2 separate regions of the Mus musculus genome follow, and region 1 is linked to region 2. The links are chromatin loops, found by intact Hi-C in ENCODE. Cell type or tissue: left cerebral cortex. All regions are shown on one strand. Each heading gives the region's core, and the rest is flanking DNA. Links, peaks and the distances in the headings are about the cores only. Region 1 has its middle 27 kb from the start of Ifngas1. Region 2 has its middle 31 kb from the start of Gm38403.

What was found. Hi-C counts contacts between places; a loop is a spot of excess contacts. Peaks named below come from ENCODE experiments on the same cell type or tissue, not always from the same donor. Only the 100,000 strongest peaks of a DNase experiment are listed, where the experiment ranks them.
Region 1: a loop joins it to region 2, with 2.8 times the contacts of the local background. A loop is called at or near these places in 3 of 42 quality-filtered maps.

Annotation. Positions count from the first base shown.
Region 1 is chr10:118,575,391-118,591,767 of GRCm38, reverse strand. No RefSeq gene overlaps it. Among named protein-coding and RNA genes, the nearest start is that of Ifngas1, 27 kb to the right of the region's middle. In left cerebral cortex, for the core only: no CTCF peak of the experiment used is centred there; DNase peaks (open chromatin) are centred at 7,014 and 8,245.
Region 2 is chr10:118,950,263-118,966,639 of GRCm38, reverse strand. No RefSeq gene overlaps it. Among named protein-coding and RNA genes, the nearest start is that of Gm38403, 31 kb to the right of the region's middle. In left cerebral cortex, for the core only: no CTCF peak of the experiment used is centred there; a DNase peak (open chromatin) is centred at 10,119; H3K27ac peaks cover 942 bases.

The DNA of each region.
Region 1 (16,377 bases), core at 3,599-11,598, 370 kb after region 2:
AGAGAGCCCTAATCCTCAACAGGAGTTGGTTTGCCAACATTGTATAATCCAGCACATTCACCAAGACATGGCGTTCACCACATATGGGCTGAGCCCCTTTAAGACCCAAGCTCTGCTGGGCGGTCATTCAAAACAAAAAAAGCTACTTGCTCCTTGGAGGTAGATTCCATAGGTAGTGGTGTGACACAGTGGTTGGGATTCTTAGGTCCAAATACGAGAACTTTAAGAGAACCCTTTCATCCCTGAGTCTAGCCAGCTCCCTTGCAAGTGTTCTTTCCTATGTCTGAACTGCCAGCATATATATATATATATATATATACACACACACACACACACACACACACACACACACACACACACACACATACACACACACACATATATATATATATACACATACACATATACACACAAACACACATATACACATACACGTACATATACATACACACACATACACACATATACACATATACATGTACACACATATATGCATATGCGCATATACACATACATATACCCATATACACACATATATACATATATAAACATACATGTATACACATATAAACATATATATACATATACACATATATACGTATATACATACATATACATATACACACATATACATATACATAAACATGCATGTATACACATATATACACACATATATACATCCTATACATATACAACTACATATACATGTACATATACATATAGTCTTTGACTACCAGTCCCGTCGATTTCGCTATCAGCTGAGAGTTTAGTAAGCACCATGCTAATGCGTGTTTCAGGGAAGAAGCAATTAGTAGGATGCAGGTCCTCCCCTCTACCTGCTCACCATCTCAAGAAGAAGAAAAAAACAAGCACGGAATGAAATTCTTATAATGTTTTCTAGTGAATGGCATGCCAGAGGAGACTCGGGATTCTGAGGAGCACAAAGTAGGTGATGCTTGGGAGAACTATTGTGGATCCTTAAACCTATACAAAGGTTCTTGTTCTAGCAGCACCACATAGTGCTGCTGCCAAACTATAGATGTAGCAAAGTCCTGCCTTGTCTGGCCTCAGTGGGAGAGGGTGAGCCTAATCCTGTAGAGACTTGATGCCCCAGGGAAGGGGGATGCCTGGGAGGGAGGGGAGCACCTTCTCAGAAGTGAAGGGGGTGGGATAAGGTGAAGAACTCTGGGAGGGGGACGAGAGGGGGGCAACATTTGGGATGTAAATTAACAAAATAATTAATTTAAATATAATAAAAAGCTTCACACATATATTTCTTTAATGTATTATACTTGATGTCATATGTTTTAACATTACAAATATCTGTAAATTATTAGCAGACCACAAATTTGTCTTTTAAATTTTTTTGCTCACTGAACATAATCAGGTAATTTGACATTAAGTTGTCTTAGGGTTTTACTGCTGTGAACAGACACCATGACCAAGGCAACTCTTATAAGGACAACATTTCATTGGGGCTGGCTTGCAGGTTCAGAGGTTCAGTCCATTATCATCAAAGTGGGAACATGGCAGCATCCAGGCAGGCATGGTTCAGGAGAAGCTGAGAGTTCTACATCTTATCTGAAGGCTGCCAGCAGAATACTGGCTACCAGGCAGCTAGGACTAGAGAGGGTCTTAAATCCCACACCCACAGTGACACTTTCTCCAAAAAGGCCACACCTCTTAATAGTGCTACTCCTTGGGCCAAGCATATTCAAACCATGAAGTAGATGAAATTTTAACTTGAAGTCAATTTGCCTTGTTTATTTTTTCGAATATTGTAGAAAAACTGCCATTGATTGCTTTCTTCTATGTGAGTATACTATCTATGCTTCAGACATATTATAAATTAAACAATGACAATTAGCTTTGGGTTGATGTTTAAAAGCCCTGCTTTCAATTAGTGCATATCCCAATTAAAAAACGGGCAAATTATTTATTAAACATCTTTGTGGTCTTACAAGTGTGATCAAATCCTAAAGCAAAAAACACACCTTCAACTATATAGATGTTCCATATCAACCCTTGAATCTCTTCACCAGAGAGAGAGAATACAGTTTTCTGTTTTCAGAGTGGAGTTTTTATTATCTTTCACCATAGAGTTATTTTGAATGAAAACATACTTTGATGAATGAAGAGTATTCATTGAAGTATTTTTCAGCATCAAGGTTAACAATAACAATAAGATTTGTTAAAATTGGTGTCTAAATATGTTGTAAAAGACCTTCAGACTGGATGGGTTAGGGTGCTCGGGGGTTGATGGATGATGTAGACGTTTGATGATGTAAAGAAACTAGAATGTTCACAGGAAAAATGGGTGCAGTATTGTTGACGCTTGCTCCAAAACTCCAACTAGTCTCTGTCTTTTAAAATTTTTATTGTTATGCATTTCTTGTATAGACATGGGTTTTAGGCATCGCTTTCTCCTGTTTCACCTCTGCCTCACTGATCCTCTTACTCTCCCCAAATGGCCCTATTTCCCTGTGCTTGTGATTTGCATTCCTCTGAAGACTAAGTATGCTAGACTTTTTAAATGCATTTATTGGCTATCTGTAATTCACCCATTGGTCTGTTTAATTTTCCCTTAGTCTTTGCATTAGTTTGGTTCTGTGGGGTGGTCGTTCTTTAGTTCTGTATGCGTCAGAGAAGCAAACCCAGTCAGATGTTTAGCTGATTCTCCTATTCTACGACACTCATCTTCCAAGTCTGAGTTACCCGACTTAGCAAAACATTTTCCAGTTCTATTCACTTTCCTTCTAATTTCACAATTTCAGTTTTATTTTCAGGTGAATAAAATTCCAGTGCATGTGGATCACATGTTCATTATCACATGTTCATTATCACATGTTCGTTATCACATGTTTGTCTATTGATGGACATCCAGGCTGATTTCATTGCCTTGTTATTGTCAAGGAACAGCAATGAACATGGATGTGCTACTCTGTCTATGATTGGATATAGAATCCTTTGGGCATAGGCATACTGGAGTGGTTGGCTCATATTTTTAACCATTTGAGAACCTTATATACTTGTTTCCAAAGTATCTGTACCAGTTTAAACTCCCACTCCATCAGCATAAAAAAGTTCACAGCAAACGACCTAGCAGAGACAAAAAGAGCCAACTATGGTTTTGATTGTACTGTGCAGAATTATGGTTTCTTTTCAACTGAAATTGGTGGTCAGAGCACTTTTCTTTTTGAGCAAATAGAAGCCCAGAATGAGTAGTTAGATAACAAAGGAACACTCAGTTGCTTTTGATAACATAAAGTTTCCAAGTCTGAGGTAATTACGTCATACAATACACGAGAACAGACAGAACCACTCCCGTGGCAACTCACGAGGAAGCTGGCCCAGAGGAAGGCTTTGCCTGGGGCTTGCACTGTCTCCATCTTTCAGCTGTTCAGGCTCGGTGATTGGCACCTGCCCATGGGGACTCAGCGAGGGAACATCTTTAGGAAGCTTGCCCTGGCTCTGGGCAGGGGTTGTGACTACAGGTACCATGTTTACCCTGAGCATGTTTACTTCGTTGCCCTCAGGACTCTCGTCACTAGATCCTTCCTGTCATCAGTTTGCACGTGATTTATCGCCTGTCGAATCCCCACAGTGGGCCACACAGAGTCCTCAGCGAGTACTTCTCCAAACAAGGAGTCAACTGCATTGTAAGACCATCTGATCTTTCTCGTTGCAAGTCTTTCCTTTTTGGACTCCAAAGCTAAATAGTGGGAGCATGAAGTCATCACTGTCACTAAGTGGTAGACTATTGAGAACCTGGGGAGGTTAGAAATGCCTCCTCTCATCCAAAGATGCAGTAATACCTAAAATACCCCCATGCCACTCAAAACACCAAAACAGTCACAATAGGTTTGTAATAGCTCAGCATTTATACTTTGTCAGGATGTAGGCTAAAGGTTTTATTTTTAATACTCCTAAGAGTCCTTAAAAATCCCAATTATCCTCTCCTATTTTGTATTTGAGAAGCTCAGAGAGGTAAACTGTCCTGTCACATCTGTGTCTCCACCACAGATGTCAGTTGTGGGAGGTCTCAATGATCCCCACACCTGCTCTGCCTTCAGTCTGTGCTCTTTGGATTGCTTTCTCCAGCCTAAGTAGCCAAGGGCCTCGCTGGATGGCTTAAACAAACAGAAACACAGAAATCTGCCTTTGAACTTTTGGAGCTGGCAGTCCAAAATCATGGTTAATGGACATCAGTGTGTTACCGTTGAGATTCTGCTGGTGGCCCTCACAGATGAGCGCCAGCCCACTGTTGTATTGCTGTGGCCTCTGCTTCTGTCTACCCTGACCCTTTCCCCGTGTGTCTGTCATCATTTCCTATGAGGACTCCAGTCATTTTAGATGATGGTGTGCCTGAACGGCCTCACCTCAACATACACATCTATAAGGACCGCACTTCCACGTAAGATCACATTTGAAGGTGCTGATGGTAAGGAATCAGCATGTTTGTAATGGACACCGTGCATCCAGAACATACCTTGTCCACTCACCCACATGGGGTTCTGCTGTTTGTCTGTGGAAATAAATTTCATGCCGTTTTATTAACCTCGAGACCACAGAGAACAAAGTGTTCTGAAAAGGCACCACAGACTAGCACAATGAACCAGAGGAAGCCTGCAAGCCACCGCATCGTTTTTTATCATCCATCACCACATGTCAGTTAATAAAATATATTCCCTAAATCACTGCTGTGTTTATAGAGATGCTGTTGCCATGGTGAAGTTTAACAGAGGGAACACTGATGTTTAGGCGCCCTATTGGGGAGACTGGTGTGTAGCTTCTGAATTTCTAGGAGATACAGGCTCACAGAAAACATCCTGTTCCTCTAGCTATAATAATATCCCTCTCCAATTTCCACAATGATCCTGTAGCCTTGGGTGCAGTAGTCTCGCTACAGATGTATCAGATGCCATTAGACTCAGTCTTTGATTGGTTGTGGTTTTCTGTTATAGTCTCCATTTGTTGCAAAAAAGTTTCCTTGGTGAGCTCTGAGAACTACACTCACCTGTGGGTATAAGGACAAATATTTAGACTACACTTAGGACTTGTGCTAGTTTAATGAAGGGTCAGTTTGAGGCTCTCCTCCAAGATCCACAACTTCACTAGCCCTGGGTAGATGACCTGAACATGAATGTCACCAGTAGACATGCTCACATGGAAGGAGAAAGCTCAAGATGCCTCAGTGTTACACAAAGAACCGTAGGCAACTAAGGAGTACTGACAGCAAGAGAAATAGTCTTCCTAGGGAGGAACACAGTTGCTTATCCAGTATCAAGCGTCAGCCCTGCAAGTGTACATACAAGTCACATTGTACAGACTGAGCAGAGTGTGTGCGAACGTGTGTATGAGTGTATTTATATATAATGTATATAGTATGTGTGCATATATATGTATGTATATTTAAAACAAAAATTAAAAAGAGGTCATGAGTTTGAAAGAAAACCATATATGGGAGGATTTGGAGGAAATAAAGGGAAGGAGTGAATGGATTAATTATGTTATAATCTCAAAAATTAAAAAAAAAACTAAATGCTGATTTCTTTTTCCTCTTTCAGATTTGACTTCATGTGATAGCTAGTCTTTATCGACAGCTTGATGGGATGTCGAATCACCATGGGAACACAAAGCTGAGTGTGTCTATGAAGGTGTTTCCAGGAAGGCTTAAATGGAGAGGGACACACAGCCTGAATGTGGACAGTGCCATCCCAGAGGATGGAATCCCAGGCTGAAGACAAAGGAGGAAGTGTGCAGAGGAGTCACGCCTCGCTCTGCTTCCTGGCCTCAGATACAATGTGACATACTGCTTCCTGTTTCTGTGCAGGTAGGTGACTTCCTGGTCATGATGGCCTGAAGCCTTAATCTGTGAGTGAAATAAACTCTTTCCCCTCAAAATAGCTTCTGTTTTGTCTTAGCAGTGAGAAAAGTAGCTAACATTTCTCACTAAAATAGGCTAAGATGACAAATAATAAGAATGAACTCAGTGTGTCAGGTTTTACACAGGTGATAAGCAGTGTTTGGCCAAAGGGTAACGCAGCCTTTACGGTAGGTTAAAAAACAAAACAAAACAAACAAACAAAAACAAAAGCAGAGAAAACTATCTATCTACATGCAAGTGGCGTTTCCACTTACAGAAGCTACTAGGGAGTATGTGATGCCTTCCCACTAATGGGATGGCATAGGAGGAACCTCGAGGCAGCCTCTGCTGGAGACCGTGCAGCCAAAATGACATCTCCTGGAGGAGGACCTAATTGAAGACTTCCTGAAAGACCAAAGATCGCAGGAGCGGACTATGCCAGCCAATCAGGAACTGCTGTTTCGAAGAGATGCTTCTTGGGACCAATGGAGCATGGGTGGAGGGTATTAAAGGAGCTTGCAGCAGTGTTCAGAAGAGCTCGCTGCAGTGTTTCTCACCTGCTCCCAGAGTCTGTGTCATCGATTCCGATCCACCTCACCTTCAAACCCAAGGGCAACAAGGGCAGGTAGGGTCAGGCATCGAATAGTCCAGGGCACAGGCAGCAGGGGAGGAGTTGAGTGGCATGCATCACTGATAAATTTCTTGCTCTCTTCTCCCATTTGCTGTTTGGAAGAGGGACCATCAAGGTTCTGGAGACCGTAGACGGAAGGAGTCTAAGATCAGGAATCACTCTGTAGAGGGAAATGGCTTCCCAGCCAGGGCATTTCCTGGGCCTCAGTGTTAGGAGGGACTCTCAGGAGAGTACTCGTGAGGTACAGCATTTGGCAGTGTCATCAGCAAAACAGAAAGCTGAATTTGAGCAAAGCATTACTAGAGATTTTTAAAAGTTAGATTAGCTTAGAGATTATTTATAGGCAGTGAGGAAACAGCTAACACGTGCTGGAAAAACCAATGGAAATCCATGTTCCACGGAGGGAACATGTTTAGCAAAAGAGCCCGTCTTTACTTCCACAAGCCACGTGTCTCCTGAGTATGTGGCATTAAGGAGAAGGAGTTGGGAACAGCATTCACGAAGAGTGGCTTTTCATGCCACTTTTAGCAAGATACTAAATGAGCAACAATGACTTCATGCAAAAATTGGCTGGCTTGCAATCAGACTTGGAAAGAAAGGGGGGGAAAAGCACTAAAATCAAGCATCTAAGAAGTGAAAGACTAGAAATCCAAATCTCTGGAAGACTTTACTCACAGATCAATAAAGTGATCCGGCACTATGGCAAACTCAGCATCCACCTCATTCAAGCATGTTCTTTCTCGTGTCTCCCAAGCCCTTCTAATTAAGTCAAAAGAAAGAGACACGGAAGACAAATCTGGGAGGACACAGGAAGCTACGCTTAGGGAAGATTCCAGAGTATCATTGGCTACTGACGGAACTTGCTGGAGGCAAGCAGATTAGCTTACTGTGTTCCTGAGAAATCTCTACTGCCAGAGACAACGCTAAAACAGTCCATTAATTATCCAAGTGTTAAAGACCAGAGGATCCCAAGCTCCCATAGGCAAGGCCCAGTCTACTGGCTGCTTTTGGATCAACTTGACACAAGCTAGAGTCATCAGAGAGGAAGGAGTCTCAGTTAAGTAAAGGCTTACCTAAGATCCAGCAGTGGGGTATTTTCTTAATTAGTGATGAATGAGGGAGAGCCCAGCCCATTGTGGGTGGGGCCAGCCCTGGGCTGGTGGTCCTGAGTTCTATAGGAAAGCAAGCTGAGCAAGCCGTGAGGTATAAGCCAGTAAGCAGCGTCCCTCCACAGCCTCTGCATCGGCTCCTGTCGCCAGGTTCCAGCCCTGTTTGAGTTCCTGCCCTGACTTCCTTTGCTGGTGAATGGTAATGTGGATGTGTAAGCTGAAAAAACCCTTTCTTCTATAATTTGCTGTAGGCTTTAATTTTTCTAAACCTATTTTATTGTTTTTTTTTTTTATTGCTCTCTTCTAGCCCACTGACCAGAGGTAGGTTAGAAAGAAGGTTAATAGGGAAAGGTGGGCTGTGGACCTGTTTAGTAATTGTGGTATTTCCACTCTTCATTGTCAGGATACCAGAAGTCCAGTCCAATAGCAAACACCAAACATGAATCAGCAGTGGTAGCATAATGCAGCAAAACCCCCAAGGTTTCTGCATGATGTCAGTGGAAGTGGCCAGAACCAAATGGAATATACCCCAAGAAGTTCTTTGGTGCATTTCTCTCTACAAAGAACCTTCTCTCAATGCCTTGGGGTGCTATTTACATTCTTTCTAAACATCATATGCCCTCTCCAGTGTCTTGTTTTCAGCCAAACTAGCACATGACATTTCACGAAGCAGCTTCCAGAAAAAAAAAATCACATAACACAAGTGATTTTTTAAAATAAATCAGAAACTTCCACTTCAGTTTGCTTTTGTTCACGGTGTTTCATCGCAGAAATAGAGACACTGACTAAGACACTCAGGCAAAGCACTACAGACCCGCACCCTAAGGGAACAGTTCTCATTGCCATTGTAAGATGGCCTCAGAAAGCTGGAGAAGAAACAGATACTGGGATGTTTTATGTTATTGTCACTTTGACAAAATGTGGATTTACTAGGAGACAAGTCCAGAGCCAGACCTTCAAGGATTATCAGATACCTAGATTAGACTAGGCTCTGAGCATGCCTGTGAGGAGTTATCTAGATTGAGTTAAAGGGGGTGAGAAGACTTGCCTTAACTCTAGACAACATCATTCCAAGTTTGGGGGCTCCGGACTGGGTAAATACAGAAATCAGGCTGGGTGCCAGCGTTTATCACCCTCTGGTTCCCAGCTGTGGATATTTTGTTACCAGCTGTCTCCAGACTCTGCTGCCTGGACCTCCCCGCCATGATGGATCTATTTATGAGCCACAGGAAACCCTGGCTTCCTTAACCTGCTTTTATTAGGTTATTTTTCACAGGATGAGACAAGTAACTAATTAGATGTCAGGAAAAAAGAGTTTCTCCTGGATATAGGTGTTCAGTGGGAGCATCCTCGCTCCACATCCAGCAGTCTGCTCTTCTGGGTTGGCTCCTCTACCCGTGTGGTGTGTCTCAGCTTTCAATCTCATTCAACTTTTCTTGCTCACCTGTATTTCATTTGTCAGATATGAAGTCAGCTCTAAATAACTGTATTATCTCCAGAAGTCCAAATTCCTCATAATTCAGAACAGTAATTTTGGAACTAAAACTTGGTGCTGTAATTAATGTTGGGTGTGTTTGCTTCTGGGCCAAAGAGGTTAGGTGTGGTGATGGGGATTGAGAGATATCCACATATATCTCTATCTACACCTATCTATGAATACAGCAACTATGTTTCCATGTGTGTGTGTGTATGTGTAACTAAGTATCAATCTATTTAGATAAATATCTATCAAGTTATTATCTTCCCATATTCCTATCACCCATCCTAAAATTCAAGAATTTGTAGTCTTATTCTGGGTCTCTCTGTCATTCTTTTACCTAGACTTGTGGCTCTTTTATCCAAAATAAAACTATTTACCTGCTTTGAACTCATTTGCATAATTTAGAATGTTCTAGATTTACTAGCTCATATCATTACAAGTAAAACACCACCCAGAAAACCCCACAAAACAAAAACCCAATTAGAATGCATATCTGTTTTTAGTCCTTTTTATCACCATCATGACAATCTAGAGTGCACACACTATATTTTTTTTTAAAAAATCATTGATTTTTCTCTTTCATTATAGCTTTGTTATGGATTTGAAATGACTACGACTATGTTTCTATTTTGAAGTCCATTTTCCCAACTGGGGTGATATAAATTTTTAGTATTCTTTGAAAGTCAAAATCATGGAATGAGGTGTTGTACATCCTGAGAAACTCCAGTCCCTTCCTCTCAATTTGTCCAGTCCCACCTCTCAATTCGCTTCTTACGTAATGGAGTAACCAACCTCATTAGATTCTGCTCTGTCATGCCTGTGTTCCTTATTTAGATACATGTTTAGTAAACTATAATCCATCAACACAACCAGTACCATGTGGGCATAAATGAATAAAAAAAAATTACTCCTGTGAACTGACAGTCAGTGGTTTCCACAGCATATTATGAAGTGATAGTACTAGAACATAGTACATTCATGTTTGTCCTAGCAGAACTACAGGAAAGTTAGCCAGAAAACAGGATGACTGTATAACTTTTGTGATAGCCTTTTGACCTATGATCTCCTTTGTTTACTTTTTAAATGGACTTCTGTTTTAGGGGATGGGTCATCACTCTGCTGCCCAGTTGGGAGCTCATAAAATCACGAGGTTAACGTTCTCCTTGGATAGGGAAGTAGCCCAGTAAAGACTTCCAGGAGTGTATGAAGGCCTGAGTTTTGTCCCCAGCAACACAGGAACTGTCCATGCCTGTGACCCCAGAACTGGTGACAAGAAGGCCAAAAGGTCAAAAGTTCTAGGACATCCTTGGCTAGATAACAAGGTAACAAGTTGAGGCTAGACTGAGCTACAGGAGATGGTAGTGGGGCAGAAAGAGGGAGGGAGAAAGGGAGAGGGAGGGAGGAGAGAGAGAGAGAGAGAGAGAGAGAGAGAGAGAGAGAGAGAGAGAGAGAGAGAGAGAATGCAAATATCCTGATTCAGCCTTCCAAGTTAGAAGTTACTCTGGGACTATGTACATGGGCTACCACAATCCAGCTCTCTCTGGTTCTCTGGTTCTCTGATTCTCTGGTTCTCTGGTTCTCTGGCTCTCCCTCTCCCTCACCTTCTCCCTCCCCCTCCCCTTCCCCCTCCCCCTCTCCCTACCCCCTCTCCCTCTCTCTTTCTGGGGTGTGTGGGGTGTGTGTGGTGTGTGTGTGTGTGTGAGTGTGAGTGTGTGTGTGTGTGTGTGTGTGTGTCCTACTGCTAAATATTGTGTTTATGATTTTTTTCCACTGTTTGAGTTTTGTTTCAAGAGAATCCATTGCAGAGAGGTAGTTGATTTATGACTCAGATTACCACACTTCCAGTCCACCAGGGTGTTCCCACCAAGAACAGCAGCCTGTGGGGTCCTCAGTCATGATGAGTGCAGCAGGGGTCCTGCTTAGCTGTGTAACCCACACTGGTCCTAGCAAGGGTAAATCTGTGCTGCTGTTTCCAGATGCTCTTCTATCCAACCTTCCTGCTTCCACCCAGTTTACAGCTGGCAAACCCACCCCACTGTTTAGAGACTCACACTTGCTTCCCTAAGCAGTTGGCCATTACTTCCAGTAATTTCTTCTTATGCTAATGTCTCTCTGGCTTCTGCTTCTCGGGAAACACTGCCATGTTCCTTACAAAACAATAGAAACACATAGAAATATTTTAATCTTACTTCTGATTTCTTCTCTAGTATAAATGTTCTGCAGGAGTTTGTTTATTTTCAAGTACTTAAGATTTGGGGGTCACTGTTTAAATGCTGTTTTCAACTTTGTTGAATATGACCAGAAATAATGGCCTAGAATACACAAGGTTTATTTTTCACTCCTATGTTCTTAAGTCACTTCAACAACCGATTTTTATCAAATGTTCCATGAGCAGCATGGGCCTGTATGGTGAGTTTTTATCTGTCAATGTAATCTATGTAATTACTCATTGGAGACCATTTCCAGTTCATTCTACATATATATTATGCCTGCTGTCCCAACAGCATTTGGGACATTGTTGTTTGTTTGTTTGTTTGGTTGGTTGGTTTGTTGGTTTGGTTTGGGGGTAGGGGCTTGCCTTTAGACTATATTTTCTGTATGTATTTAGCTCTTAGAATTTTGTGGCATAGAGTTTGACAATCAGAGCACCTTACTTGAGGGGTATACACCCTTGTACATATTCTATCTTGAAATATATAAATAGCTCCATCCTATTTCTGTTTCCCCAACGGGCTTGAAAATGAGATATCAAATATTTCTCTGTGCTTTCTCCTCAACACTCTTATAAGCACACATGTCTCTTCAGAAATACCCAGCTTTCCTCTCTTCCCTGATGACTAACTCACAAAATTGCTGAAACTACTTAATTTTTATGATTATATGTCTTAATTCAATTTTTCTTTGAGATCACACCTCAAAATATAAGTATTACACACTCCCAGAGAGTCTAACAATCTGTTTGAATTTAACCAAGTTCCATTGTTCATCATCAGGCTTGATCCTTAACATTTAGAAGACCCCAGAAGGAAAAGATGAAGTGATGTCTACACCTAGGCTAGAAATCCAAGTTAACAAACTATTGAAACTATTCAAACTATTGAATTAAATGTGCATTTTCCTCCACTGTTGAATATACTTTCAGAGTCTACAAAGTGAATATGTATAGGTAAAGCCATGGCTTTTAGATTACCAAATGGCAGAGTATGAAATGAAACTGAATACAGTGAATGATAGTATCGCAGGAATGTCTGCATGTTTTGGTGACAATCAAGTGATGTTTAGCTGGGTATAAAATAAAATATCCATCACTCCAAGTTTATTATATTAAATTATTAAAATTTCTAATTATATTCATATAAAATTATCTGAAACTCAAAGTAAAATGTTGCTTAATTAAAAACATAAAAATTGAATTTTAAGCTGAAGGATGGAATATACTCTGAATAAAGTGATTTTCATGCAAACGTGAGGTCCTGGGTTCAGATCCCTGGTACTCATAGAAAAGCCAGTCAGGCTCCCTGGTCATCTGTAATACTTGTTAATACTCTGGAGGCTGAGACAGGAAATCTCTGAGGCAAGCTGATTAGTTAGGATAGCCAGAATCAGCAAGCTCTAGGTTCAACAGGAGAATTTGCTTCAATAAATATGATGGGTAATGACTAAAGACCACACACAATGTTAACCCCAAGCCTCCCATAGCAAGTGGACACATGTGTAGCCATACCCACACACATTAGTGTGCCTATGCACATGTAACATGATCCACATGCACACACCACACCTGCATGCAATATATAAAGAATAAAAAATAATTTCATTGAAACATAAAGTAAGTGGGAAATTACCTAAAATGTTTTTATAGATTCAAAGCTTTCTTCATATATGCTTAAAATTGTCTAGCATATAAATAATATATTTTATAGTTACTAAATGGATTTTTTCCAATCAAATTAATTTTTAATTTTTTTGTTATTTTTAACTCTGCATATGTGTACCTGTCTTTGTGTGGGTATATGCACATGAGGTCAGGTGCCCACAGAGATCAGAGGTGTCAGATTCCCCTAGAAATAGCCATGAGATGAAGAATGTGGCTGTTTAGAGTACTTAGTAAATCTGGAACTTTTTATTTAGTAAATGGAGCTCTAAAACAATGGGTATTTGCACTATTTAGTAAATCTCAATGTATTATTAACTTAAAAATAAATAGCTAGATATAAATGGCTATAGTCCCCACTATGAAGAAGAACTGCTTAAGATCATGAGTTTGAGACTACCCTTGGCAACACAGCCAGACCCATTTCCCAAAAATTAAAAAACAAGAACAAGAAAGCAAAGAACAAAACTGAAAAAAACCCCACTATTTGCTCTTAACCATGGTCTTAGTCAGGGTTTCTACTCCTGCACAAAACATCATGACAAGAAGCAAGTGGGGGGTGGGGTGCTTATTCAGCTCACACTTCCACATTGCTGTTCATCACCAAAGGAAGTCAGGACTGGAACTCAAGCAGGTCAGGAAGCAGGAGCTGATGCAGAAGCCATGGAGAGATGTTACTTACTGGCTTGCTTCCCCTAGCTTGCTCAGCTTGCTTTCTTATAGAACCCAGGACTACCAGCCCAGGGATGGCACCACCCCCAATGGGTCCTCCTCCCTTGATCAATAATTGAGAAAATGCCTTACAGCTGGATCTCATGGAGGCATTTCCTCAACTGAAGCTCCTTTCTCTGTGATAATTCCAGCTTGTGTCAAGTTGACACACAAAATCAGCCAGTACAACTACTGAGATATCCCTCCATCCCTCTTATCAAAATTGTTTTTAAAGGCTGAATTTGAGGAGATGGCTCAGTGGTTAAGAGAACCTCCTGCTCTTGCAGAGGATCCAGGTTTGGTTTTCAGTACCCATATGAAAGCCCACTACTCTCTATAACTCCAGTTCTAAGGAGACCAATGCTTTCTTCTTGCTTTCATGGCCACCAGGCATGCATGGAGGGCACACACATACATGCAATCAAAACATTCATACGCATATGAAAGAGATGAATTTTAACACGATTTTAAGTATTTAGTAAATCTTACTGTAGCATTAACTTATAAATAGCTGGATGTGTATACCCAGAGTCCCCACTATTAAGAAGGACTATTTAAGATGATGAGTTCAAGACTATCCTTGGCGACACAGCCAGGCTCACTCCCCTTCAAAAAAAAATGTCAAAAAAGACTATATTCAATTTTGAGTGTTCAGTGTTTACCCAGCATAAATTATTTCACAGTGAATATCATACTCCATACATGGTATATGCAATAGACATTTGTGCAATTTAAGAAGTATTTTGCATTGTTGACATGAAAAACTATTCCTTGGCCCCCATGTACAACTATTGAAAGTAGCATGCCACCTTTCAGATCTCAGCAGGAACACAAAGAGTAAGAGAAGTGAGACAGAGAGACAGGAAAAGGACAGATGGAAGTGGAAGGGCTGTGGCATTGTTGGGACCTGAGAGAGAGGATGCCATGATTTTAACTAAGGATTCTTCCTTAGCCTAAGCACACATGTCACTGACCTGTCACATGCATGTCTACTTTGACCTGAGACGCATCCCCTGGAAAACGCCATCTCACAAGTGAGTGTTAGTGTTTTCAGGGCTGCTTTATACGTTAGCTGGGAGAACTGGCCCTGTAGCAGGAACGCAGGGCCACCTCTATGTAAATTTTGGTGGGAGCCACACAGCCACAAAAGCATCTTCTGCTGGAGGACCTAATTGAGGACTGGCTGAGAGAACCAAGATTACTGGTGCAGACAATGCCAGCCAATTGGAAACTGCTGTTTAGAAGAGATGCTTTCTTGGAACCAATGGGACATGCGTGGAGGGTATGAAAGGCACTTGCAGCAGTGCTCAGATGAGCTTGCTGTAGCAGTGCTTCTCACCTGTTCCCAGAGTCTGTGTCATTGACTCTGCAGCACCTCACCTCCCACCAAGGGCAAGGTACAGGCCACAGGCCCTAGACATCAGGGGCGTCTATATCTAGGAATATCAAAATGTTGTTCAAAAAATAAGTCACAAAACAAAGGTCACAGGTGTGTGACAACAATGGCGGGCAAGAAGGAGGCTGACAGGATGGGAAAGAGACCATGGCAGACGGGAGCTGAGAAGAGTCAGAACACATCACATATTGGTTTGTCATTATAAAAATGTCATTATAAAAAATTCATATTTCATAAGTCCATTATGAAATTCTCCAGGAACAAAATTCATGGTTATTTTCAGTTTGCCTGTGACCTGAGAGGCTGAGTGAGGTTTGGGAGCAAGGCCATCTCACTGCCCCAAGACCATCTCACTGCCCCAAAGTGAAGGAAGCTTTGCTCTCATCTCCTCCCAGGATGAGCAAGATGCATTTCCCCAAATTCCATCACCAGGACAGAATAAGATAATCTGCTGTAAGACCCTTGAGTTTAGTTATTTTTCATAGACTATCTCCTGTGCCTTATAACTAGCAGTTTTGAGTACACACACACACACAGAGAGAGAGAGAGAGAGAGAGAGAGAGAGAGACAGAGACAGAGACAGAGACAGAGACAGAGACAGAGACAGAGACAGAGACAGAGACAGAGAGAACTCCACATATGTGGTTTTCACATCAGCAGAGTATAAAACAATTTGTCCAGACTGGTCTTGCCACAAGCAGTGTTGCACTGTATCCATTTACATATTATGTATATATGGTATTAAGTTTCTCAAAAGCCCTAGAATGATTTAGAGTACACATGAGAGTACATGTAGATTACGTGTAAGTACTGCCCTTCATACAATGGACGTCAGCCACTACAGATGTTATGACATTGCCGGGTCCTAGACCAACAGCCCCTTTCTGCAGACCCAGAGAGACAGCTAGTGGATAATCACAGCAGCCTGTGCATTAAACTACGCACCAGCGCTCATCTAACCTGGTGTGCCAATTAGCTACTAATTAACTTAATTTCCACAAAGCGCCACGGATGGATTCATGTCACTGTCAATATTTTACATATGGCCTAAACTACAACACAGTTTGGCTTCTTGGTATTTCTGTTCAGGATCCTATGGGTGGTAGATGGAGGAAGGAGCTATCAGAAGCCTTATTCTTTATTCTTAGCCTCCACACTGTAATCACTATATGCTTGAATTCTTTTCCATCTTTGGGGGGTATTTTGTTATTTCTTTCTGGACGCCTCCCCCCCCCCCAAGAATCTCACTGTGCTATGCTCAGGAATGCCATTTCTCTCCAAATTTACTTAGAATATAATATCTTTAAAAA
Region 2 (16,377 bases), core at 5,244-13,243:
CTCTGGGGTTGGGATGAGTCTTCCATTGAAGATGTTACTGCTTACCTGTCTTCATCCAGTGCTTTTGCAAAGGAGCCACAGAGCTCATTTCAAATGAGATGCTTCAAACTGCCTAAGACTTTTTTTGTAATCTTTCCAACAGAAAGAAGTAGGTGTGAGTTGATAGATAATCTCACTAAACATTTAGTGAACTGAACATTTAGTGAACCCTGATCTGCTTACACAGTGTACATGTTTCAAAATGGCGCTCTGCACCTTACAACCATTTACAATTATAGTGTCCATTTAAAATGTGTTAATAAAAATTAACAAGATGAAGTTCAGAGTTGGTCCTTTAGGAACTTCCAATGACTTGGGTGAAACTAGATGAAAAATTTCAATCCAGTTTCTAGTGGAGTTTTGGCTGCCCAAGACTGGCCCCGTGGTGACACACAGGGTCAGGGAAACAGTTGAACCTGAGGAGAAACTAACAAGTTGTAGGCAGTCTATTACCAGGATGAAAAATGTTGCATTCTCAAGTCAAGGTGCAAGCTGAAACCTAGGCTTTGTTCCTTTAGAGCGCCTTGGTTTCTGCCCAGTTACCTGGATGTCCTAGAGCCCAGGATCCTTCCTGGGTACAGCACAAAATCAATATTCCTCACGTCATACAGCTCTTGGGAAGCTTCAGTGTGTTAACATGCATTCACCACCCCCATCAGATCCTGGCACACAGTAGACATGACACTACGCTCTCATCTCTCTCTACTGTCTCTCTACTTGAAATTCTGGAGCTTTCGTTGTTGTTTCCATTTCTCCAACTATATTTTTCTCTTGTATTTCTCTGTCATCTTTTGTGGTTCTCATCCCTTGCTTGCTTGCTTAATTCTTATAATTTTTGAGTTAGAAGGATGGCTTGGAATGGGAAATTGTGTCCCAACCAATTGAATTATGCTTTCTTATAGGTTGGATCCTTAATCTACCACAGATATTCTTCTTTTGTCTTTTTTTACTGCCACGGTCTCCCTTTACCCTTCTCAGCTTCTTGAAGTCACTCTGCAAAGACCCTGTGTATCTGTCTCAAAGGTCTCTTATTTGCTTGAAGAGTGTGGTTTTTGTTTGTTTGTTTGTTTTGTTTTGTTTTGTTTTGTTTGTTTGCTTGCTTGTTTGTTTTGTCTGCACCCTAGAAAATACCTGTGAACTTCTCCCCTGATTTTGAGGGCAGTGTGTTTAGGCTGTGAATCCTTTCCCTGGTCAGAGTGGAACCTTAGAACCTTGGCTTTGGACACCACAGTGTTCATTCTCTGTCTCTGCTCTCCTACACTGAGCAGCCATTCATATCTGTACATCTCTATGTCAATCAATGGGAAAGACAAGCAAAGCCCTAAGTGCAGTCACTCTATTGGCTTCTGCGAGGGACTTGGAGGAAGACCCTGGGCAGGTAGGAAATAATATTATCCCTCCGGTCTCTCACCTCTTAGACTTTCTTACCATGCTTACATTTAATCTGTTCTGCTAAATACTTACTTATAGCTACAGCCACAGTTGATCTTCCCACTGTTTTTCTGAGTTTTCTTCTTGACAAAAACTATTGTTGTGCATATACATAGGATGTTACATATCATCTATTTATATGAGATATGTATTACTATATAAACACCTGAAAAAAAATATCATGAAGTACATATATAGGATGTTACATATCATCTACTCATGTAAGATATGTACTACTATGTAAATATGTAACATTATTTTTCTAAGCTCCAAATATTGTTTGTGCTTAGAATATTGGTGCTACACCCACATAGCTGTTGCCTCTGTGAACCTTCCTTGCCAGCGCCATACCCAGCCCTTTAAGATTCTTCAATGTAGTGGTAGGGAACAAAAGACAGACTTAGCCTTTCACTATTCCCTAACGTAAGTCTTTCCTTTCCTTTTGTCTCCTTAAGTTTTGCTGAATATTATGCTTTTTGTTCCATTTGAGGAAGGCTGGGAATAATGGCAGATGTTCTCTGGAGAATGTAAGTCCCATAAGATGTTAGTGCCAATTTTATTTTTATCTGTGCTAAGGTAGACCTCCACTTTCTGCCTGGATGTTAAGCATGAGATTCATTTATAACTTTGGTTCGGGAGATAGTGAAAAAAACTCTCACAGAATTTTGATTCTGTTGTTTGAATTGAAACTAATCATGTTTTAACTCCTGTGTACCAGAACTAAGCCCTACAGAATGGCAGTGTCAATTAGACAATTAAAGCAGAGGAGGAGGAGGAGGAGGAGGAGGAGGAGGAGGAGGAGGAGAAGGAGGAGGAGGAGGAGGGGGAGGAGGAGGGGGAGGAGGAGGAGGAGGAAGAGGAGGAGGAGGAGGAGGAAGAGGAGGAGGAGGAGGAAGAGGAGGAGGAGAAGGAGGAGGAGGAGGAGGAGGAGGAAGAGGAGGAGGAGAAGGAGGAGGAGGAGGAGGGGAGGAGAAGGAGGAGGAGGAGAGAAGGAGGGAGAGAAAGAAGAGGAGGAGGAGGAAGAGGAGGAGGGGGAAGGGGAAGAGGAGGAGGAGGAAGAGGAGGAAGAGGAGGAAGAGGAGGAGGAAGAGGAGGAGGAAGAGGAGGAAGAGAGAAGGAGGAGGAGGAGGAAGAGGAGGAGGAGGAAGAGAGAAGGAGGAGGAAGAGATACTAGAACTTTCCCACCTCTTCCCTCCTCCCCTGCTGTTTCTGTCAAGCTGTACAATTCATGGAACTTCATTATGGTGATCCCAGCTGACTGATGCAGGCGAAGTCTGGCTCCTTATTTAAAGATTCAAAGTCTGTCAACCAGCTAGTTTGCTCAATTAACTTTCACCTTAAATGTTTAAAACTCTTGGTGGTGGCCATCTCAGAGAAGAGCCACTAAGTCATTGACTACCTTTATTATGAATTGGTGTGTGATTGGCCCAGCAGGTCTGAAGAGATTTTACTGGCAATTTCTCTAGCCGAGGATACACTGGAAAGGAAACGCATTGTTAATCAGCACAAATTGAAACACCTTACAGAAATGCCTATGGTTTTGCTGAAACTCCTAGGACCCCGACAATCTTGAAGCATGTTATTCAACAACTGCAGATGGCTGAGAGGCCAAGAGTCATGGCAAAGAGTTAGCAGAGCCTGGAGGGAAATGTTAGTTTTGTTGGAAGGCAGTGGGCACTGCAGAGTACACGAAGTCCTTCTGTTACAACAATTGCTTTAAAGAGCACAGAAAAGGAAAGAGACCATCAGAGGCATGGCTTGCTTCATTGTCCGATACTCGCTGCCTTAGCATTCCTCCTCATGAGAGTTGCATCCGACCTTGATTTAAACCCCTTTGGCTCAGCGCACCAGAGCAGCTCACGGGGTGCCTCCTTTGGAGACGGTGTCTTTTTCCTGCATGGGTTTGAAGGACACCGCAGGCATCACTTTGCTATGGGAGGATATGAATAACCACCTGGCCGCTCTATTTCATTATCTGCATCACTGAACCTAGCAGGAAGGAAAGATGTATGGCTCCACTATTGGGAAGCCTAGTGGGGGCGCTCTGATGCACAATTGCACGAAGACCTTCATTGCATTGTGTGTGTGTGTGTGTGTGTGTGTGTGTGTGTGTGTGTGTGTGACGAGATGCCGGTGATGACTTTCTGTCCCTGGCCATTCACAAGCAGGTGAATACCACAGTAAGCAAACCCGTGAACAGAGTTCCTCCAGTCTCTGCTTCAAGCGACTGCCTTGAGTTTCCCAAATAGAGTACAAAGATGGACTCCCACACTTAAGAGAGAAAATCCTTTTCTCGCTACGTTGCTTTAGGTTGGGGTGTTTATCATAGCAACACAAGGCAAACCATTCCGGTTTCCTGACAGTTCTGGAAGCTTCTTATTAGTCCAGTACCCATCCTTCTGTGTCTGGCTTCTGTGATGAGTGTAACGTCCTCAATGACAACCCATGTTATTGTGAATTGGATGGTAATGATAAAGGTCTGTGTGTAAGGTGGTGGAATACCAGTGATGATGTGAAACGGCCTGTCCTTTAACTTCTGGAAAGAGGCCCCTCTTAACTTCTTCTGCTTGAGTTTTGCTAGATTAATGGCTAGTGTCAACCAATCAGGTAGTGTTTGGTTGGATGATGCAAAGAATCTCCAAAGAATGACAGTTATGTGGAATCTAGATTGCTCTAAGTCTGTTATTCCTTGGTCAGTTGTCACAAGGGACAATCAAAGCCTCCTACAGCATAATTATCACTCTATGGTAGAGTGTAGAGTGACCAGCTCTGCAAAGGGAGAGCAACAATAAAGATGACATTTACGTACAGTTTACACTTTACAAAGAAATTTGAGGAGTGTGTCTTTAACTCATCTTAAAGGGGAAGAGCATTCTCTGCCAAGTTGACAGGGCAATGAGTTGCCAGGTTTTTTAATAGATGAAGACATAAAGATGTTGACCGTCCCTCAACATACAACTATGCTAATTGGATGATTTATGTCTTCTGGATGCACCTGCCCTTTCACCCAGTACTTCAGACCCTCAACAAGAGAAAATGCACGACACACTGCTGGAGTGTATGCATGTGTGAAATCTTGCTGTTAGGAACAGCATACACAAAGCACTGCCATTAAATCGAAGCCCATGAATAACAAGCAGAGCTCCTTTCTGGGGAGGAACCATTGAGAAGGATGAATGGCATGCACAAAGCACTCCAGAGGCCAATTCATGCTTTCCAGAGTCACCGGCTTGCTAAGGCTGGCTGGAGGTAAGCGCACTCACTGGTAGCCAGCGGATGGATGACCAACTCCAAGAGGCTGGGGTCCTGCTGAGGCTTTTCCATTACCATGGAAACCACTTCACCTCTTCAAAGTCTCCAAGTGCTCCATGTGGCATGAGAGCCATTAGTGCAACTGAGCGGAGGTGAGCCGTAGCTCTCTGCCTTGTAACCTCTGTCTCTCTGCACTGGCCTCAGTCATCACAGACCTCTTGTGGCTGTCAAGCTTGTTGTCACTAGAGGTCCCTTTATGGACAGCTATAAAAATCACCCTGCAGAGAAGTCTTCTCTGCTGCTTAGGAGATGAAAACCATGAATGCTAAGTGACAATGAATGCATAAAAGATCAACCAAGAGCCCAGATATGCCTTGAAACTGAGAGAGGATAAATACTTATAGATACCTGGAAGAGCCTGTTGGGCAGCCCCCAGTCCCCACAGAGCTTAGCCACAGCTGTGAAGACATTGTCTCCCCCTCCCTCCCTCCCTCCCCCTCCCCATCCCCCTCCCCTCCCCCTCCCCCCTCTCACACACACACACACACACACACACACACACACACACAGAGAGAGAGAGAGAGAGAGAGAGAGAGAGAGAGAGATAAAGTCTCCTGTTATATACTTTTGTGATAAACAAAAGAATAGTGCAGTGGGAGGTAGATATATAAATAAGAAAGGCAGAGTATCAACATGAAACTCCTTAATTCAGGTGTGGAAGCATGGCCAATATGAACAGAAAAAATGGGTGAGAATCAGTTACTTTTAGGGCAATGTATTCTCTCTCTCTCCCTCTCCCTCTCCCTCTCCCCTCCCTCTCCCTCTCTCTCTCCCTCTCCTTTCTTTCCCTCTCCCTCTCTCCCTCCCTCTCCCCCTCCCCCTCTCTCCCTCCCTCCCCCTTCCCCCCCCCCACACACACACAGAGAGAGAGAGAGAGAGAGAGAGAGAGAGAGAGAGAGAGAGAGAGAGGAAAATAAAGTAACCAAACTCAAAGATTACTGGCTGCTTGGAGCAATATATTTTTATCTACTATACACTATTTTTCCACGCTTTTGGTACGTGTGTACTTCTGTGTATGTGTGTCTATGTGTATTATATATGTTTTTGAATATTTAAATATGGACATTAAGCAAACTAAAAAAGTATTCTAACACTGAGCTATACCCTGGCCTCTGGCTGATATATATATCATCAAGAGAGAGATTTTATATATATATATATATAAAAATATATATATATATATATATATATATATATATATATGAGAGATTGAGAGAGAAGAGAGAGAGAGTATGTGTGTGTTAAGAGATTGAGTCAGTCTTTTCTCAAACCTGTAATTCAAGTTTATTTGGGTAGCCCAGTAGCCAACAAGACCCAGTGATCCTTCTGTCTCCACCCCCATCACTGGTGCTAAGGTGTATGCAGAACGAGGCATAAGCTATTATGTGGTGTGTGGGGAATCTCAACTCAGGCCCTCATGTTTCTGAAGCAAGCACTTACCATCAACCCACCCACCTCTGAAGCCACCATACCCCCTCCCCCCCTTTTTTTTTGGCAGTGGTGGTGTTGAGATAGGCCTCCAAATCACAGTGCAGCTGAGAACTTGACCTTCTGATGGTCCAGCGTCTGCCTCTCGCGTGCTGGGATTAGAAGCAAGCACTGGCGTACCTGGCCTTTACAGTGCCTCCACTCGGGGGGAGTCTGCTGAGATACATCCTCCTGCTCCCGTGAAGGCCACAGAGTGAGCCAACACTGATTATCTGCCTCTGGAATAGAATTGGCAGCTGTGTGTCTCTCTAACCAGATGTCAATTTAGTAGTGAATTGAACATAGCTGTAGCCAAATTCAAACTTCAGTTTAGCCTTGGGGAAGAGAGCCTGAAGTCAAAACAACCATTTGTTTCAAAATTGACTCAAATAACTGGTTGTTTCCCAGAAAGAAGAAAACAATTGTTTGAATGAATTGTTCAAAAAGGGCTGCTGCCGAATCCCCGCCTAGCCTCTGCGCCCGTGGCCCTGTCCCTCTGTCTTTCTTTCCAGCCCTCTCAATGGCACCGATGTTTTGTGATTATCTGATGAACCCACTAGAAGTCCTGAATGGCCCAGTTGTCTCCCCTGCCAGCCTCCTTCCCTCATAACTAAGGTTCATTATGCACAGAAGGCGGGGGGAGGCACGTTAAGTGGGAATGCCATAGAAATGAAGACAATGAACAGCTCAATTTAAGTATGTCTTTTCAACTTGGTGCTTTATTTAAGAATTTCAACTCAGAGCTTAAAGACGTTGCATTTTCTTGAGCCATCCAGGAAATCATATCAGTTACAAGAAGGTTCACTCTCTCGAGCCATTTAACTGGGAAGATAAAAGACTTCTGTACTTTGTCCTTGGTGGGACCCCATCTCAGTTCTCTTCAGGCACTCACATTGTTTTTTCCCCCAGAGACCTATTATCTTCAGAGAGGGTTATTATTTCAAATGCAGTTTAGCTAGGCCCACCAAAGAAAAATGCTTAAATATCAGCAAGCACCATTGAAGCTAATTGCCCTCTGAGTGCAAAGCAGTAAAGATCAGGAGCTTGGGTAAAATTAGAAGATGGAGGAGATTCTACCCCTGGGTGGATGTCAAATCTGACCCTTACCCAGAGATGGACTCCTGTTCTCATTTCACATCTTAAAAGTGTACAGCACATTAAAGAGTTACGTAAATATCCCGCATACATGCCTGATATGGTATTATGATAATTAAAAGGTTTAAAGGCCCAGACCTACCCTCAGGAATTGTATCACCCCACTCCGCGCAACTAGACCCTTCCCTGCTTAATATTTTTCCCGTTGTCATCATGACTTCAAACTGCTTTATACTGGTGCAGCTCCCAGGCCTGTGAGAAAGTAAACCTACTTAGAGCAACTGAGCAACGAACAGGTGAAAATGTCTGCTAGTACATGTGTCACACTGACTGTCCTAAAGTGTTTCAAATTCAAAGTGAACTGTGGTTGTCTCAACAAGAACTGAACAACGAATGGCCCTACCTGCTCTCATGCCAGCATAGCTGAGAGCAGGGTCTCGCAGGGTCCCACCCCTAGATAAAGAGTTACAGAAGATTAATGACTGCTCTAAGAGGGAAAGAAGCTCTCTTCTCCAAGGATGATCAATTCTAAGTGGTCAGTCCTAAAAACATATACATACAAGAAATGCTTAATTGACTAGAATATATATATATATATATATATATATATATATATATACACACACACATATATGCCTATATATGTGTGTATGTATATGTATAATATTTATGTGTAACAATAACAATTAAAGACACTATATCTATCTATCTATCTATCTATCTATCTATCTATCTATCTATCTGAGAGGGAGCTGGGGAGGGGGATGGCATGAAGAGAGTTGGGGGAAGTAGTGAGAGGGGGGAATGATATAAATACATACTTATGTGTGAAGTTTAAAAAAATCAGTAAATTGTGGTTAACTTAAGATTTCTTGAGAGACTCAAATGACCAACCATGGTAAAGATCAAAGAAAGTGACTCCCATCTGTCCCAGTGTTCTGTCTTTAATTTTCTTCTTCTCCCCACTCCTCCCAACCCCCCCCCCCCATTTCCATATATGAGCATCCCTCTGAAAACATGGGGTCAACCTTCCCACCTGTCTTGAGATATGTTCCCTATAGATGGCTGACATTTAGTGAGAGGCTAAGGAAGTTATTGATGATATAGAACCACTGGGAGAGAGCATGAAGCAAAAAGGTCTCTGTGCCCATTGAGGCAGGGCTGATAAGTCTGAAACAGATTCTGAGCATCCCCGGGACCAGACGGATTGGTAAGTGCATTCTAGAGTGTTGGACTAAAATGGGTAGAAAATGACATATACATTCATTTACATTTTTTCTTTACTATATTAGCCAAGAAGGAAACTTGACATAAAGTAGAGTGGAGGAGGAGAATACAACCTCTGCCCCAACACCGGAAGTAACTTGGGCCAGCGGGACCCAGGCATCCAGGCACTGCGCCTGACCAGTGGCACAGGTTCCTTCTGGTCTGGACCCATGCGTTGAGCAGACCTTAGGTATGAGCTCCGCAGCCAGTCCCACAACACCCAGAGGAAGCTCTGCTCCCAGGTGCTCTAACATGTCGTGAGGAGCACACAACATCTGCCCCAACACCGGGAGTAATTGGAACCAGCACCCAGGAACTCTGCCTGACCAGTGGCACAAGTTCCTTCCAGTCTGGGCAGGTGCCCTGAGCAGACCTTGGGCACAAACTCCATAGCCAGTCCCACAACACCCAGAAGAAGCTCCACTCCCAGGCGCTCTAACACTCCCAGGATCCCAGGATCCTAGGACCTTGGCCACAACAGAATCTCAGGGTCCCAGAGGCAGCTTGACTTCCAGGAGCTGTGAGACACCCAGGATCTCAGGATTCCAGAATCACAGGGTCACAGAGACAGCTGGAATCTGAGGAGTTCTGACACAACCAGGATCACAGGAAGGACAGGTTCCAGTCAGATATAGCGAGGACAGGTAGCAATAGAGATAACCAGATGGCGGGAGGCAAGCATAAGAACATAAGCAACAGAAACCAAGGTTACTTGGCATCATCAGAACCCCATTCTCCCACCATAGCAAGTCTTGGATACACCATCACACTGGAAAAGCAAGATTTGGATTTAAAATCACTTCTTATGATGATGATGATAGAGGACTTTAAGAAGGACATAAATAACTCCCATAAAGAAATACAGGAGAACACAGGTAAACAGCTAGAAGCCCCTAAAGAGGAAACACAAAATCCCTTAAAGAATTACAGGAAAACCCAATCAAACAGGCAAAGGAAATGAACAAAACCATCCACGATCTAAAAATGGAAATAGGAACAATAAAGAAACCACAAAGGGAGACAACCCTGGAGTTAGAAAACCTTAAACCTTACAGATCAGGAGTCAGAGATGCAAGCATCACCAATAGAATACAAGTGGTAGAAGAGAGAATCTCAGGTGCAGAAGATTCCATAGAAAACATTGACACACCAGTCAAAGAAAATGCCAAAAGCATAAAGTTGAGTGGAAATAAATTGTTGGCAAGCATGTAAATATGGATTCTGGCTCTCTCCTTCATAGAAGTCAGTGTCCTCATATTTATTCATATCCCAGTTACACAGAGACCTAGAGAGTCTACTTGCAGGGATCCATAATTCACATCCATGTGTGCACGCAGAGGCATGTGTAGTCAGCTCTCTCTTGTAGCTCTGTTTCTGGCAGCAGCAGTCAGAAAGAGGCAGGCAAATGGTTAAGGAAACGGTACATATTATGTAACATGTGCTCCGTGCTCTTGAAACGAGGCAGTGCTATAGACTCCGTGAAATTTGGACCATTCCTCGCATCAGTTGTCTATTGCTATGGTAATAACACGTTAACGCACCATCCAACATTCAGTCGCTTAACATAAGCATGCAGCTCTTGTGTCTGTGGGCTGAGGATTTAGACTTTGCAGTTCCTCTGGTTTCAGCTGAGTTTGCTTATTCAACTGCAATTCAGCTGGATGTTGACCAAAGCAATCAGAGGAGAATTTCTTCCATGTTCACCAACCAAGTGTGATGGCACACTTTCATCGGTGCCATGCGTCCTGGCTTCCGTTCAGCGGGAGCAGGTACGCTTGTTCTCCTGGCTCCTGTCTGAGGTTCACCTGTCTATGAGATGACCCTGCCTCGGACCACCTATTTTTGTTCTCTGCTGTAACATATTTTTTTCCCTTCTAAAAATAGGCTACAACGTCTTGTACTCAACAAAGGCTCCCAGTTAACCAACTGAAACATTTTCCTTGTGGGGAAAAAAAAATGTCTGGTTACCTGCATTGGCTCTCTGTGCTCTATAACCTTCATTCTTTCTTGAGCCCACTGAAGGCAAGTGAGGGTGTCTATCAGTCGACACTTGGCTATTGCTGTGCTGCTGAGATTTGCATGTGGCCTTCACCCTGCGCAGCTCTTAGCAGCGTTTGGCATGTTGGGGGTGTCACTATCACCTGCTGGAGAGTCTTTTTTGTCCTGGATGCTGAGAAGTCAGTGTCCCTGCTCTGTGCTGACTTCACTGACAATGGCTGCTTCTTTTGTGTGACCAGATTCTCCTCATCTTCCCAGTTCTCGAGTCCTGGGAAGTTCCAGGACTCCATCTTTAGTTCTCCTTCCTTTTCTTTTCTTTTGCATCTTGTTCCAGGCAATTTCATCCTATCCTAAAAAAAAATGTACATTATTGTATCTCACATTGTTCTGCATGTGTGTATGTGTGCACATGTGCACACGTGTCTTTGTGGGTATGTGAAGACCAGAGGTTGACATTAGGTGTCTTCCTCAATTTCTCCCCACCTTACGGCTTTGAAGCATGGTCTTTCACTGAACCTAGAGGCAACAGTTTGTCTAGACTGGGTGACTAGTGAGCTCCAGGGTCCTCCTGCCTCCACCTCCTCAGGGCTGGGATCAAGACGATTGGCTTGGACCCAATAGGACCTGGGTCAAGATGATTGGCTTTTTACCTGAGGGCAGGGGATGCAAACCAGGGTGCCAGGCTGTGGCAGACACACTGTCATCTTCCTAGACCCAAGTCCTATCATTTTAATGTCAACACGATCTTTACGGACCTCAGATACCTTCAGCTATTCATTTTATAGGAAATATTTCCTTTCTTGAGAAAAACGCAATACATATTCCTGTGCATAGTATCAACTTTACTTAGAAGTAGGTAGAAGGGCAGAAACGTGCAGGCACTTTTCAATTCTGTAGCAATTAGTAAATGGCTGTTAAGAAGACAGCAATATGTCACCTTTATACCATAAATACATAAAGTTATATTGCCCCCTCTCACCTAAATTCTGCCAATAATAGGCACTCTCACTTCATTTTCTTATTGGATATTTTTATTTACATTTTAAATGTTATCCCCCTTCCCAGTTTCCCCTCCACACCCCCCTATCCCATCCCCCCTCCTCCTGCTTCTATGAGAGTGCTCCCACTCCCACCCACCCACTCCCACCTCCACACCCTAGCATTCTCCTACACCGGTGCATCAGACCTCCTTAGGACCAAGGGCCTCTCCTCCCATTGATACCAGATAAGGCAGTCCTCTGCTACATATGCGGCTGGAGCCATGGTTTCTCCATGTTTATTCTTTGGTTGGTGGTTTAGTCCCTGGGAGCTCTGGGTGGTCTGGTTGGTTGATATTGTTCTTCCTATGGGGCTGCAAACCCCTTCAGCTCCTTCAGTCCTTCCCCTAAGTCCTCCATTGGGGTCCCCATGCTCATTTTTTGTCTTTCTTTCTTTCTTTCTTTCTTTCTTTCTTTCTTTCTTTCTTTTTTTTTTTTTTACTTTTATGTGTCTGAAAAATACAAAGACACATCAGAGTCTAGGAACTAGTTTGGAACAGTAGCACTGAGAGCTGACTGCAGTGTTGGAGGGAAAGGCAGTGGGAGGCTCATTGTTAGGAGAACAAGACTCTTGTGCCCTCATGGAAGAGAAGAGGTGGGGACGGGATTTCCTACAAAGATCCCTGTAGAAAAACTGTCTGAACTTCCTAAGCCACCTCCCAATGCCACCTTTAGGATGACATGAATGTCTGCTTTGGGTGATGATGCTGGTCAACACCAGGTGAGTCTGAGGGAGCAAAGACTGATGACAGCCGTGAGAAAGTGGACCCCCACGGTGGCTGGTAGGTAGAGGGCCACAAGGCTTCCCACAGCTTCCGTTTCTCTTTCCCATCCATTTATACTGTCACCTGTGGTTTGATTTCCTGCCACTTAGTCAACTGTAGGTGCTGGAGCCCCAGCAAACATATTCCCACATCAAGTGGTATTAAAAAGAAAGAATGGATAGAGGGCACACTTCATTCCTTTAACGACAGTCTTGGGGAATGCCCATATCTAATTCCCTGACAGTTTGTTACTGAGCACAAGGGTGGCTTATTTTGAAAGTCCAGCTAGAAGTTGGGTTACTTTTCTAGGCTGAGTGAGAAAAGCTGGAGGTGAAATGGGAAGGACTTCTCAACAGTTGTTGTTGCATCTCAAGTAGCCATGGCCTAAGGAAAGACTTAACTATGCTAATGATGACAGGACCCTGGCTATTAGACAGGCCTTGCACAGGAACTTATTATCAGCTCTAAAAAAAAAATTCTGATATGATTGTGTTCATTCTCCCACTCTGTGCTTCTCAACCAGAGGCAATCTTGACAAATTCGGGAGTGTTCCCTTGTCCTGCTGAGATAAACTGTGGACAGCACTGGCTATGGGCAGAGGCTAAGCATCGCCCAGAACACTCAGGCTGCTCCTAATCATAGTTATCCAGCCAAATGGCCGAGGGATAAGCACCTGACTTCAAGCAAGTTAAAATAACCTCGGATGTCAGGATCTACGTGCAGAGCTCTGAGCATTGCCTGTTTCATGGGATTAAAACAAGTAACTCTGAAGCTGGTGAGATGGCGTGGCAGGCAAAGGCACTTGCAGCTGGGCCCGATGACTTGAACTTGATCACTCAGACCCATGTGGTAGAAGGAAAGAACTGACTTCTGTAAGTTGTCTTATGACTTCCTTATGCGTGCTATGCACACATGAGTGCACAGTTATATATACACACATAGTAAAATATTAATTTATCAATATAATTAACTATCACAGTGCCTTGGCTTTATCTGGGCTGTGGAACCTACCTTTGAGCCGCTGGGAACTATTTCCCTGAAACTGTGACTTCATTTTCTATAGGTCCATTTATACTGTAAGATGACAATATGGCCATTTTCGCCTGTACCTTCTTCCTTACCCTGAGGTGGAGTGGCTGCCCTACCTCTCATTCTCCTGCTTTCTGCACTCACAGCCCAGAGTAGTGATCACACGCCAAGGTGTCTGAGTCCTCAGCAGGCGAGATAATAAGCGCCTTCAGCTCAGAGACAGAATTGCATCTTCCTCTGTATTCGTAGCCTCCAGTGAGTGCGAGGCGCCTTAGCAGGTGCTCGGAGGCACTCACTGAACCAAAGCAAACTTGTTTATCATCTGGCCTTTCTTTGCGTAGGCACAGTCTGATGGCTTTTCTTTTGACACCCACTGCAAAGATCATCTTATTACTTATGCTGAGCAAAATGTTGCTTGTTCTGGAACTTCATCTGAAGTCCCAAGAATGGGGAGGACAGCGAGCGTAGGAACTATGAAGCAAATCACTATGCCCGGCTCCCAGGCGAGAGGGTTAAGGAACCAAGATGGCGGAGGCAGGAGACACACACACAGACACACACACACACAGACACACACACACAGACACACACACACAGACACACACACTCAGACACACACACACACAGACACACACACACAGACACACACACTCAGACACACACACACAGACACACACACACAGACACACACACACAGACACACACACACAGACACACACACACACACACAGACACACACACTCAGACACACACACTCAGACACACACACAGACACACACACACAGACACACACACAGACACACACACTCAGACACACACACTCAGACACACACACACACACACACATATACAGACACACACACAGACACACACACACAGACACACACACACACACACAGACACACACACACAGACACACACACACACACACAGACACACACACACAGACACACACACACAGACACACACACACAGACACACACACAGACACACACACTCAGACACACACACTCAGACACACACACACAGACACACACACACAGACACACACACTCAGACACACACACAGACACACACACTCAGACACACACACTCAGACACACACACACAGACACACACACACAGACACACACACAGACACACACACAGACACACACACTCAGACACACACACTCAGACACACACACACACACACACATACACAGACACACACACAGACACACACACACAGACACACACACACACAGACACACACACTCAGACACACACACTCAGACACACACACAGACACACACACAGACACACACACTCAGACACACACACACACAGACATACACACACACACATACACAGACACACACACACAGACACACACACACAGAGACACACACACTCAGACACACACACACAGACATACACACACACACACATACACAGACACACACACACAGACACACACACACAGACACACACACACACAGAGACACACACACTCAGACACATACACACAGACACACACACACACAGACACACACACACAGACACACACACACAGACACACACACACAGAGACACACACACTCAGACACATACACACACAGACACACAGACACACAGACACACAGACACACAGACACACACACACACACACACACACACAGCAGCAGCAGCATTGTCAGACCCAGGAGCAGGGCAAAGAGGATCTGATGCACACTGACAAGTGCTGTCCATTTCTAAACTTTAGTTGGTGGGAAAATGTTAGCTAGCTGTTGGCCTCTCTTCCAGCAGCAGGCTCCTATTGAAGGCCCTTCCGCCCGGAGGGTAGTGAAGACAGTTTCTTTTTCACCGAGAATATTTTATAGCTGACAGAATGCATCATGTTCCCTTTAGAGATTTTCTTGGGAACCATTTACGTAACCTAAGACCTATTGGGCAGAATGGGGCCCTCTGACTACTTATTCATCCTAAGGCTTTCTTTTGAGGGATTGGAGAGGTAGGATCTATGTATTGCCATCATCATAGAACATATCTTTATGACTATAAGGAACAAGAACACAGTATCTTTGGTACGGCTGCGGGGGCCTCTGGTGAAGCTTGCTGGTTATCCATGTAACTTTAAGTAGCCTGAAAATCCACTAGTCATTATGTTCATTTATGCATACACACATTCGTTTTCATTTTTTAGCTTCCTCTGGGATTAGGTGCTCAAGGTGAGTATAAGGCACATAGACCATCGTTCTACCATGATATCCCACAGGAGGCAAGGTGAAGCACTTAGTGCTGCTGGTACAACCAGAAGACAAAATGTGACAAGGAGCGGAGAAGCCTAGCACAGAATTAGTGTCAGGAAGCGCAGAAGAATAAGGACTTTGCCAATGTAGACTGCAGAGTTTGGGAACAACTCAATGAAGAACCACACATTGAGTTTAGGTCAGAAAGGTGAGTGGGATTCGGAAGCAGTTTAAAGTTGTGTGCCTGTTATTTTCTCACAGAGAGAAACTTGAGCAAGCTAAACCCTCCCAGGGCTTTGTATCTTATATCAAAGAAGTCACTCTCTTGTGGGGGAAGTCATGTGTGGTCATCACGACGCCACATATCCAGGCATGGCGTTCAACAAGCCTGAGTTTAAAGATCCTTCTGATAGGAGCTGTGCTTATCTTACTTCTGCACTCCCTGTGGGCATCATGGATATTTTTCCAAAGAATCAGGAGTTAGAGGGAATGGATGGATCGTCAATAAGTCACAGGCAGGATGAGTAAGGTAGAGAGTTGACAGTATGATAGACTTGAGGTTTCTGAGTAGATCACTTAGTATATCTGTCCTGTGGAGTATCAGAGAACATGAATGAGACGGTAGATTGAATATCTAATGCCAGAAGAGTTTAGGCTTTTATTAGAGGAGGGTGTCACCAGAACATGAAGAATTGTATTCAAGGGTCA